Regions from separate parts of the Homo sapiens genome. Here region 2 is linked to region 1. The links are chromatin contacts, found by Hi-C or POLR2A ChIA-PET in ENCODE. All regions are on one chromosome and are shown on one strand. The core of a region is the stretch at or near the end of the contact, and the rest is flanking DNA. Distances in the headings are between cores, read along the strand shown.

Region 1 (5,127 bases), core at 754-3,253:
AGTATACCCTTCACCTCCATTCCATTTCCCCTAATTTTAATTTAAAAAATTGTGGTAAAATATACATAATATAACATTTACTATTTTAATTATTTTAAGTGTACAGTTCAATGGCATTAAGAATATTCATTCACATTGCTGGGCAACCATCACCATCATCCATCTTTTATCTTCCCAAATGGAAACTATGTAGCCATTGAATGATAACACTCCGTTCTGTCTTGGCAGCCATCATTCTACTTTCTGTCTCTATGGATTTGACTCTGTTAGGTACCTCATATAGATGAAATCATGCAATATTTGCCCTTTTGTATCTGGCTTGTCTCACTTAACGTAGTGTCTTCAAGGTTCATTTATATTGCAGCATGTGTCAGAATTTCATTCCTTTGTAAGTCTCAATAATATTCAATTGCATGTATATACCACGTTTTCTTTCTTCATTTGTGTGTTGATGGATATGTGTATTGTTTCTACCTATTGACTATTGTGAACAATGCAGCTATGAACCTGGGTTTGCAAATATCTGTTCAAGTCCCTGCTTTCAATTCACTTGGTTAAATACCCAAAAGCGCAACGTTAATTTCATACACAATTGTGGAACATTACTATTCACTTAATTTTCGCATACTATTCACTTACTATTTACAGACTTTATTCAGATTTCACCAATTTTTCCACTAAAATTTAATCTTAAAATAAGCACTCCAGGAGATTCTGGTTCACAGATCAATGTTTTATAAACATTATTTTTTAAATGACAGATTGTGTCCAGGAAGCAGTGCCATATGTTGGAAAGTTGACCTAGGACTGAGGTTCTGTACACTGAATCTGGAACAGGTTCGAAAGCAGCCAGTGGAGATTCACTGCCTTCCACTGGGCCTAGTTTTCTCCATCTTTCAAAGAGAATGGTTTGAGAATTATCTGGAGTCTTCTAGAGAAAAGAAGCTCTAGAATGTAAAGTTGTTCTCTAGGTAAAAGCTTTCCAGACAGCTGCTGACAAAAGAGAAACTGGCTAGCACTTCTGAACTCTCTTAATAATTATATTATTATTAATTTGCATAAAAGAAGCAAGATTTCAACTAAATGGCAATGGTTCTAGGATTCTTTCACAGTAGTGTTAATTCCTTATATAAGGAGCATGGGAGTATTTTTCTGTAAGAATCAGCCTGACAGAGCCCTATAGAACTGAGCCTCTGAAGACGTGCACTGACCAGCACAGGGAAGAAGAGTTAAAGATCTCTAAACATGTGAAACGGCATTATTAATACTGCTCCAGGCATATGGTATGTTTCAGGAACCCTTTTAAGTTAGTCTTCTCATGTGGAAGATTTGGGAGCAAATGCGAAATGAACCCATGGGAACATCTTTATGACGCTGCTTTGGATGCAGCACTGAAGTGTGCCTTTCATGGTAGAAGGATGTGAAACCATAAACGGGAGACTGAAGATACTCCAAGGAAGCATTAAAACAAGGAAGCAGGCAGGGCACGGTGGCTCACGTCTGTGATCCCAGCACTTTGGGAGGCCAAGGCAGGCGGATCACGAGGTCAGGAGTTCGAGACTAGCCTGACCAACATGGTGAAACCCCATCTCTACTAAAAATACAAAAATTAGCCAGGCATGGTGGCACACACCTGTAATCCCAGCTACTCAAGAGGCTGAGGCAGGAGAATTGCTTGAACCCGAGAGGTGGAGATTGCAGTGAGCCGAGATGACACCACTGCACTCTAGCCTGGGTGACAGAGCGAGACTCTGTCTCAATGAAAAAAAAAAAAAAAAGAAGAGAAAAAAATAAGGAAGCAACGGTAATTCAAAGAGAGGGGAGGGCCTGGGCTGAAATCTGGTTTGGATTCTATTAATCTCAGTGACTTGGGAAAAGCCCTAGAGGGCCCTTAACAAAGGGAGAGGCAGTCATGACCTCGGCACCAGCATCTTGGCATCTTTTCAGAGAGGTGTCAAATCCTGGGGACCCCCTTGTGGTAGCCCTGACTCAGAAGGAAACATACCAGCTACTATAGTACATCATCGCATACCACTTCCTGAAGGGCTTTGGGTTTTCCCTAGAAGGCTATATTGCTATGTGCAGGTCCTGCCAGGAACAAGCTTGAGCTCAATAGCTAAAGGGGGGAGCGGGGGAAGAAGCAGAGCAGAACGTACACCTTTTGTGGTGTGTTTACTACATATACATACAGACTTGCCCCCACTCACAGTTTATTATCTGTGCCTTATAATCCATATATGGAAGATAGGCATGGAAGTAGAGAAAAACAAAATGGACCTTTAGAAGGAAGAGGGAAATAAATCAGTCAACGGCCTAGGTCAGCCTTTCCCAACTTTGTGAGCTTTGAAATAGCAGATATTATGCAAAGGCAGAATTCTACAGTCGGATAAGTTTAGGAAAGATTGGATAAAACAAATTCGAACAGTATGAAGATTTCTTAAAGAACTAAAGGAAGAATTACCATTTGATCCAGCAATCCCACTGCTGGGTATCTACCCAGAAGAAAAGAAGTCATTATGTGAAAAAGACACTTGCACATTTGTGTTTATAGCAGCACAATTTGCAATTGCAAAAATATGGAACCAGCCCACCAACAAATGAGTGGATACAGAAAATGTAATACATATGTGTGTGTGTGTGTGTGTGTATACCATGGAATACTACTCAGCCATAAAAAGGAACAACATAATGGCATCCACAGCAATCTAGATGGAGTTGGAGATCATTATTCTAAGTGAAGTAATACAAGAATGAAAAAACAAACATTGTATACTCTTACTTATAAGTGGGAGCTAAGTTATGAGGACACAAAGGCATAAGAATAATATAATGGACTTTGGGGACTCAGGGAGAAGGGTGGGAAGGGGGTGAGGAATAAAAGTCTAACATTGGGTACAGTGTACACTGCTCAGGTGACAGGGGCGCCAAAATCTCAGAAATCAACAATAAAGAATCTATCCATGTAAAAACCATCTGTTCCCCAAAAGCTATTGAAATAAAAATAAACAAATACATAAATATAAACATTTATTATTAGATCTCTTAGAATTGTTAATATACTGATGGAATTGTACATTTATTTTCTCACATTTATGTCATTAAACAAATGTTTTTAAAATCATCGTGCAGTAGAACTCTGTGGAGCACCCTTTGGGAAACACTGAGCTACTTGCTTGAGCAGTACCACTTCCTGAGCTTCTTGGCAGGCAAGAAAATTAGAGAAACATGATGGGCTATTGTTTTTTAACCAGATATAAGCCTATCATTTTTTTTTAGATTCTAAGTTGTAAATAAATTTTTGGATTAGTTATGTACTGCAAAGAGTCATTGAACCACATAATGACACACAATAAACTATCTCTTTAAAAATGGTTTAATTATACATGTAGAATAATTTTGTATGTTTTTATTTTTACTGTATCAAATATTGGGTATGAGACATTTTGCATCGGGAGAAGGGGAGTAGGCCTGTTGCTTTCTGATAGTCTAGTTAGATAGAAATCACTAAATTTAGAATACCTTGAACTTCTTTTCCTTGAACGCAAATTCATTTATCTATGAATAAGCATTATGATTATGACTGCAGTTGAAATACCCTAATTTGACTTTCGAGTCTCCAGCAGGATCCATAAACTGCTTCTCAATTGAAGGAATTTCCATAAGCTTTTGATACCAGACCTGCATATTAGCCACTTTGGATATTTTGACATTTGAGAAGGCTGGTCTCTTCTTTCACCTAAACATAAGCTCTTCCATCTCTTCCAAAGACAAGTCCCAGGGCAATCCTACAGGCAGGATTGAGACTTTCTCAGGAAGCTTCCTTGGGTTTGATGGAATGCTCAGGAAGGGGCTTGAGCAAGATCGTACAGACCTGGCCAGGATAACTGAGTAGAAACGTGCCATTAGTAGCAAGGAAGAAGTTGTCTTTCCTTCTCTGATGGCAGAGCATTTCTTAGAAAGTAAAGAAATGCAGAAAATGTCATCACAGCTGTCTTATCTACTTGATCTCATTACTCCTTATTAACACAAGAAGACTCTGGACAGTTATAGTGAAAGTCCCGATAAGAAGGAAGTGGTCACTTTCAAACTAATGTAGCATATCAAGATGATGATAAACAAGAAAAGTCTAACTATTCAATAATCAATAATATTGATTCTTAATTGGAGATATAACATTTGTTCCTCCCTATCTCTTCCATCACCTCACTACATGATGCATCTGCAAACACACACACACACTAACCAGTTGGGCCTCGTTCCTTTTTTTGTTCACCTATTGCACCCAGTTTTGCTGTTTATCAGAAAATTACCACATGATGTTGAAATAAACTGCTTATGTGTCATCTTCCTCATAAAACTACAGACTCTTTGAAGATAGGTTCAACATATTATCATCTTAATATTCCACTGACCAATGTAGAAAATATTTATCAAATGTGTTGAGTATATCACCATTCACTAGTTACATGGACACTCATTTATGCTATGCTTACTGGTGAATTTGACCAGCTGTTTCCTTTTATGATTTAACACACTCATTTTAGATGAGTGGCCCATCAGAAAATAAGCTTTTTAGTACAGACTATAAAATGCAGATACCATCTCTAAAGAACCTATATTCATTTGTTTCAAGAGAAATATAACTTTGAGACATGAAAAGAATATAAACTTTAAGATAAATCTGTCAGTATCATTTGAGAATTCAGTTAAACTTGAGAAAATCAGAATAATGATTTGATACTGTTTGGATTCGTGTCCTCACCCAAATCTCATGTTGAATTGGAAGAAGTCTAGTGGAAAGCAATTGGATCATGGGGGCGAATTTCCCCCTTGTTATTTTCATAATAGTGAGTGAGTTCTCATGAGACATAATGGTTTAAAAGTGTGTGGCACTTCCCCATTTGCTCTCTCTCTTCTGACATCATGTGAAGAAGGTGCTTGATTCCCTTCAGCCTTCCACCATGATTGTAAGTTTCCTGAGGCCTCCCAGGAACTTCCTGCTTCCTGTACAGCTTGCAGAACTGTGAGTCAACTAAACCTCTTTTCTTCATAAATTACCCAGTCTCAGCTAGTTATTTATAGCAGTGTGAGAACGTACTAATACAGAAAATTGGTACTGGGAGTGGG
Region 2 (5,127 bases), core at 659-3,158, 230 kb before region 1:
ATTTATGCTGTCACTTTCTGCTTGGTATCTCAGTTCTTCTAAGCATAAATACAAATGTCTCAGCTACCTATCCATTTCACAAGGGAGCCAGGAGGATTTTGTACCTGCTCACACGTCAGACTTAAGGACTAAAAATTTGAGGACATGAGAAAAGTGATCCTTTAAAATTCTAAACAAAATAGGTTTTGTTTGTATAAGCAAAAGGTCAAAATGGCTGTATTTATATTTGTATAATTCTTGAATCCTATTAATGCCACAAGGCTTAAGTCTTATATCTCCCAATGCAACTGAGATTAAAGCTGCCTTGCTTTAACACTTGCAGCTCTCGATGGTCTCTGCTTGCTACAAGTTACATCTTATTAACATCTGAGGCCTTCTCCATTTGCTCATAGCCTGAAGATCAGAATGTCTCTTCTTCATAGCAAAGAGACATGGCCTTCCTTTTCCTTAAACTGAAGTACATAAACTCCCAAGTGGAGATGATTTTTCATGCTGCTCTTTGTCAAGTTTCTCAAAGGTAAAGATGTTTTTATTTCATGGCCTATGAGACAGTGTCTGGGAAGCATATGAAGAACAGCTTTAAAATGCAAGGACTTATAGCAGGGTAATATCATCTTCTTCTCATAGTTTATAGTTGCAAGAAGGAAGCTGGGGTCACCCCAGCTTTTGGTAGGTTGAGAAGATTGGGGCATATAATAACCATTCCTAGAATGACCTGGGTTGCCATCAACTGCAGCTCAGAGATGGTACACAGCTTCCATCGGGGTGTGGCCTCTACCAGTTGGGGGCAATCTCTTCACAAATGTGATGGTTGTAGTTCCCACTGTCCTATACTCCCTCTGATGGAAATGTTTGGCAAGAACCCTGAGCCTTTCTAGCCCCTCCTTTAACTTTTGAGCTTCCCAGACGAAGGAGTTGGAGGGATTATTTCTGGGCTGTGGTCCAGCTCTCCTCAGCGATGGGTGTTGTTTGGACGGGGATTGTGGGGTTATAGGGAAGGGAGATGAAGACATAGACCAACCAGTGATTTCTCCAGCTGTGGTACATTTCCTTGGAGATGTGTTGAATATAAAGAAAGAGAAAAAATACTCGACATTTTTTTCATCTTCTTTTATCCTATTTATAACTTCAGTTTCCTTCCCGTCCTCCGTCTCATGGCTACTGCCCACCACTGCTCCCCCTTCACGTTCATGCTCTCAGAAGGGATGAATGAACTTCTTTTCCAAGGACTACACATCTGTCAGTGCAGAGAACACTGACAGGAGGGGCCATCAAGGAATGAGCAAGCCTTTTCAGAATGTTGTTCCTATTCACGAAGGGGCAGAGGCTGAGGAGGAGGAGGAGGAGGGTGGCGGGAGTGTGGAGGGAAGGGGAAGAGAGAATCAAGCAGAGAGAAAGTATGAATGAGGGAAAGACTTATCAGGTGAGTGGGAGAGAATACTAAAGCGCCAAGGTCTGTCGGGAATCGATTGGACAAAATAGATGATAAAGCGGGTATGGTGGAAGAAAGAAGAGATGTGTGAAAATGGACAGAAAATAAAGGTGGATATTAGTAGCATGGTAGGGAATAATGGGAAAGGAAGATGAAAGATGAATGGGAAAGGGAAAAAAAGTGGGGAGCCCAGAAAAAGACAAGGCAAGAACAGGAGGGGAAGATAACATGAAAGAGAAAAATAGATGAATCTGAGGACATTAGCTATACAGCTAAAAAGGGAAGCCACATTTGCATGCAATTGCCTGTGCAGCTGTACATTTCTTCACAACAATCTTGTAGTCATCATTTTCTTTCATTTCTACCTCCTCCTACCGTCCGCCTCTTCCCCCTCCTCCCTATCAGCCTGGAGCCATTAGCGAGAGCCAATGGGGCTGAGTGCTGGTGTTCTGCATGAATGAATGGGCCCTTTCTGTCTCAGCTTCTCGTCATCCTTCTGTTAGGGAACCTTGTGAATCAATGGAGCCTCTTACACAAGACACGGCTGAAATGTCTGTTGCTGTTTATAGTCTGACTGGAGTGGAGCCACTGACCCTGCCTCCTCTCTGCTCCCTTCCTCTATTCTGTCCCTCAACCTCAGCCCTTTCTCTCCAACCACCATAACAAGAATCATTTTTACGTTTCAGTTTCTTGCTCCTGTCTCTAAGAGCTCACTGACGTTTTACCGTCATTAACTGTCATGACTGGTTCCTACCCACAGTCCTGTTGGATACACAGGGTAACGGTAGCGAGCCTCAGAGTGGTGCCTAGACCTAGCTGAAGTCAGACACTGCCTGTTTTCCAAAACCGACATCAGAGACCCAGCTGAGCACACAGGACACAAGACCTCGTCCATCCCATCAATGCCAGCGGTCCATATTTGATTTCAACTTCACCCTTATGATGCTCATGAATGGTCATAGTTCATATCAGAAAATACGATGCTTACTTAGCACTCTTCCAAAGTGTTATAGTATCAAATTATTTTTCATTTCAAGGATGGATTTGTCTGAAATCAGCCAAACTTATGGATGTGATGTTGTGAGCAAAGTACACTTTTGCAAAATACTTGCTTAGAGCTGGGAAGCAGCCTGGAGCTAGAGAACATAGGAAACACAACTTACCTTCATGAGGAGGAACCTATAGTCTTATTACCATGGTCTTTGATTGATTTGAGAAACAAGACAATACTTTTTCTTGTAGAATGCAGTTTGCTATGTCTTTGGTCACTGAACACAGTAAAACCTTCACTCAACCACATTCACAGCCTATCTGCCACTTCCCATTCTTCATGAGAAAGGACATCTATTTAGTGTAGTAGGAAAGAACCCAGACGCTGGACCCAGGTTGCTTGTGTTTGCATCAGCTCTTCCGTTATAACTGTGTGACCTTAGACAACTTAATCTTGTAACCCAGTTTCCGGATCTATACCAATGATTCTCCAAGCATGGTCCCCAGACCAGCAGCATCACTATCATCTGAGAACTTGTTAGAAATGCAAAATCTCGAGCCGTACCCCAGACTTATCGAAGCAGAAACTCCCAGGGTACATGAGAATCACTTTAGGGTTTGTTAAGACACTGGTTATGGAGTTCTACCCCCAGGGTTTCTGATTCAGTGATTCTAGGCTAAGGCTCAAAAATTTGCATTTCTAACAAGTTCTCAGGTGCTGCTGATGCTGCTGGTCTAGAGATCACACTTTGAGAACCACTAAGTTAGTATGTGTAAAGCATAAAACAGTGCCGTCACTTAGCAAGCCTGATATGAATATTTGCTATTATGACTCATTGACCCAAAGTGCATTTTGGGAGTCCAAACTGGGTTTCATTGAGTCAGAGAGTGACCCACTGATTGGTTGAACACGTTTGGTGACCAGTGCCATGCCCGGGATACTGAGAAAATACATGGAAAAGGGGAAGCCTCAGTTCTCCTTTAAAACAACTTCTATGCAAGTGTGTGTGTGGGTGTACATTTACATGCTAGAGCAAATGGTTTCCATGTGAAATATTACACTTATTTATGACATAAAGTTTGGCAGTATTAATGTGTGGCTTTGGATCTCACTAAAATCTCTAAAACAAATTTACTAACAAAATGGTGGAACTAAAGAATGTCTTTCCCAAATAAACTTTGGAAGTTCAAGTGGGAGATACGCTGAGATTCCGAGTTCATAGTCCCTCCTGGGGCTTTCTCATATGGCCTAGCGGCTGGGAGAGATCAAACCTGGGCCAGTGTTTGGAAAGGGCTATCCACAACCAGGTGGGATGTCTCAGCAGGAAGCACAGATGCCTCCAATTTGGCTTTTAAGTGTTGAGAGCGCTGAGGGAGTGCCAGAGAGACTTGTTAAATGGAGACTCACCTTGCTCTGAAATGTTTATTCTTATGGCAGGTCTGTGGTTTTACAGAATGGTGTTTCAGACTATCATCTGCTGCACCCCTCTCTTCTTTCCTCATTCAGGGTGTGCTTTTCTTTTCTAAAGGGTGTGTGTCAGGTTCTTTGTTCTTCAGAACAGAACGGTCCTGAGAGTGTGTGTGCTTTAGGGATGTTGTAACATTGGACGATTACAATATTGGACTAATGCTGTCCCTGAGAAAAGGCTGGACGGTTCTTCTTAGAGAAGACTTACAGGGAGTCCAGGCAAAGTGAATTAGAAACACAACTGGGCCACTCCAGTCTCTTTATTTTATTTTATTCTTTCAATTTTCTAGCTCAGTGAGGAACTGTCTATGCTAATGCCCAACTATTTTCTAGGACAAGACTAGGGAATTAAACTCCTGTCTTTAAATAAAGTCCAAACATTAAGGGAGATGGGGAAACATGGACCTTTTTGGATTCTGCCTGGATGGCTGTGCTGTTTGGGAGGAGCAAGCTGTAACCCTACCTGAGGTTCCAGCCTTTCACAGAAGGCCGAGGTTGGGGCCTAGCTGCCCTGACAAGCTACTCCCAGGGGAGAGTACTGAGAGAAGCCTGATGCAGGAACAGCCTTGCCATATATCCCCATCCCATCTCTGAGAGGGCCAGGGAAAGAGGAAGGAAAGCAAGGCCAGCCTAGCCCAAGCAGTCCGCTAGGGAGAGTCCACATGCCTAATATCTCCCGCACACTCGCTCTGTCAGTTTGCTCATCTGATACTGAGATTCTGCAAATGCCTGACCCTATTCTCCATAAGTGGAGGGCATGCCTCTGATCAGCTGTGGACTGAAGTTGCTCCTGCTTCCTACATGGCCTCTTTCTTTTTCCTCCCACCTCCTGCTGCCTTGGTAGCTTTTGAGCTGGTACTATTTCATATTCAGATTACAAGGTCTTTTGGTATACATTTTGAGTATAATTGAAGAGTGTTAAGTCTAAGCAGAGGGTTTGGCCTGGTGTTGTGGGAAGAGCCAGCCTATGCCTCAAGACCCCAGCAGCACATCCCGGTACAGGCCTTCGGCCTTGGCTAAGTCCACTGAGCTTCCCAACCCTCACCTTTCACAGGTGAAATACACTCTTTCCAAAGAGTTCTTGTGTCCACTGCATGAGGGTAGTATAGTTAAAAGGTCGTGGCCTATCGCAGGGGACCAATAAATAAACGCTGCTTTTCTTCTTTTTCCTTTCGCCATGGTGTGAGTGTGGATTTAGGTGAATCGAAGAAACCAGATGCCCACTCACATCTGAGTC

Evidence for each region. Hi-C counts contacts between places; a loop is a spot of excess contacts on that map. ChIA-PET counts read pairs that join two places held with the same protein, here RNA polymerase II (POLR2A). Pooled maps may share reads with other maps.
Region 2: a loop to region 1 is called in a map of GM12878, with 10 times the contacts of the local background. The contact joins two enhancer-like sites. A Hi-C loop is called at or near these places in 2 of 168 maps with a recorded cell type or tissue (GM12878 and right cardiac atrium), 7 of 37 single-sample maps with no recorded cell type and 11 of 50 pooled maps. POLR2A ChIA-PET finds 5 or more read pairs at or near these places in 5 of 52 experiments (CD4-positive, alpha-beta T cell, GM12878, activated CD4-positive, alpha-beta T cell and 2 more).

What each region holds. Positions count from the first base shown.
Region 1 is chr11:128,315,932-128,321,058 of GRCh38, reverse strand. The region is part of intron 1 of LOC124902787 (a long non-coding RNA gene); the gene reads left to right. Among named protein-coding and RNA genes, the nearest start is that of LINC02098, 110 kb to the right of the region's middle. Within about 2 kb of position 2,003, at least 4 of the 41 ENCODE cell types and tissues checked have a DNase peak (open chromatin) inside an H3K27ac peak, as active enhancers do; they include CD4-positive, alpha-beta T cell, where a contact is called at or near this core.
Region 2 is chr11:128,549,917-128,555,043 of GRCh38, reverse strand. The region is part of intron 3 of ETS1 (ETS proto-oncogene 1, transcription factor); the gene reads left to right. Among named protein-coding and RNA genes, the nearest start is that of ETS1-AS1, 26 kb to the right of the region's middle. RefSeq lists enhancers at 1,751-1,860, 1,871-2,130, 2,341-2,430, 2,543-2,612, 3,494-4,035 and a cis regulatory region at 1,639-2,139. Within about 2 kb of position 1,908, at least 12 of the 41 ENCODE cell types and tissues checked have a DNase peak (open chromatin) inside an H3K27ac peak, as active enhancers do; they include CD4-positive, alpha-beta T cell, where a contact is called at or near this core.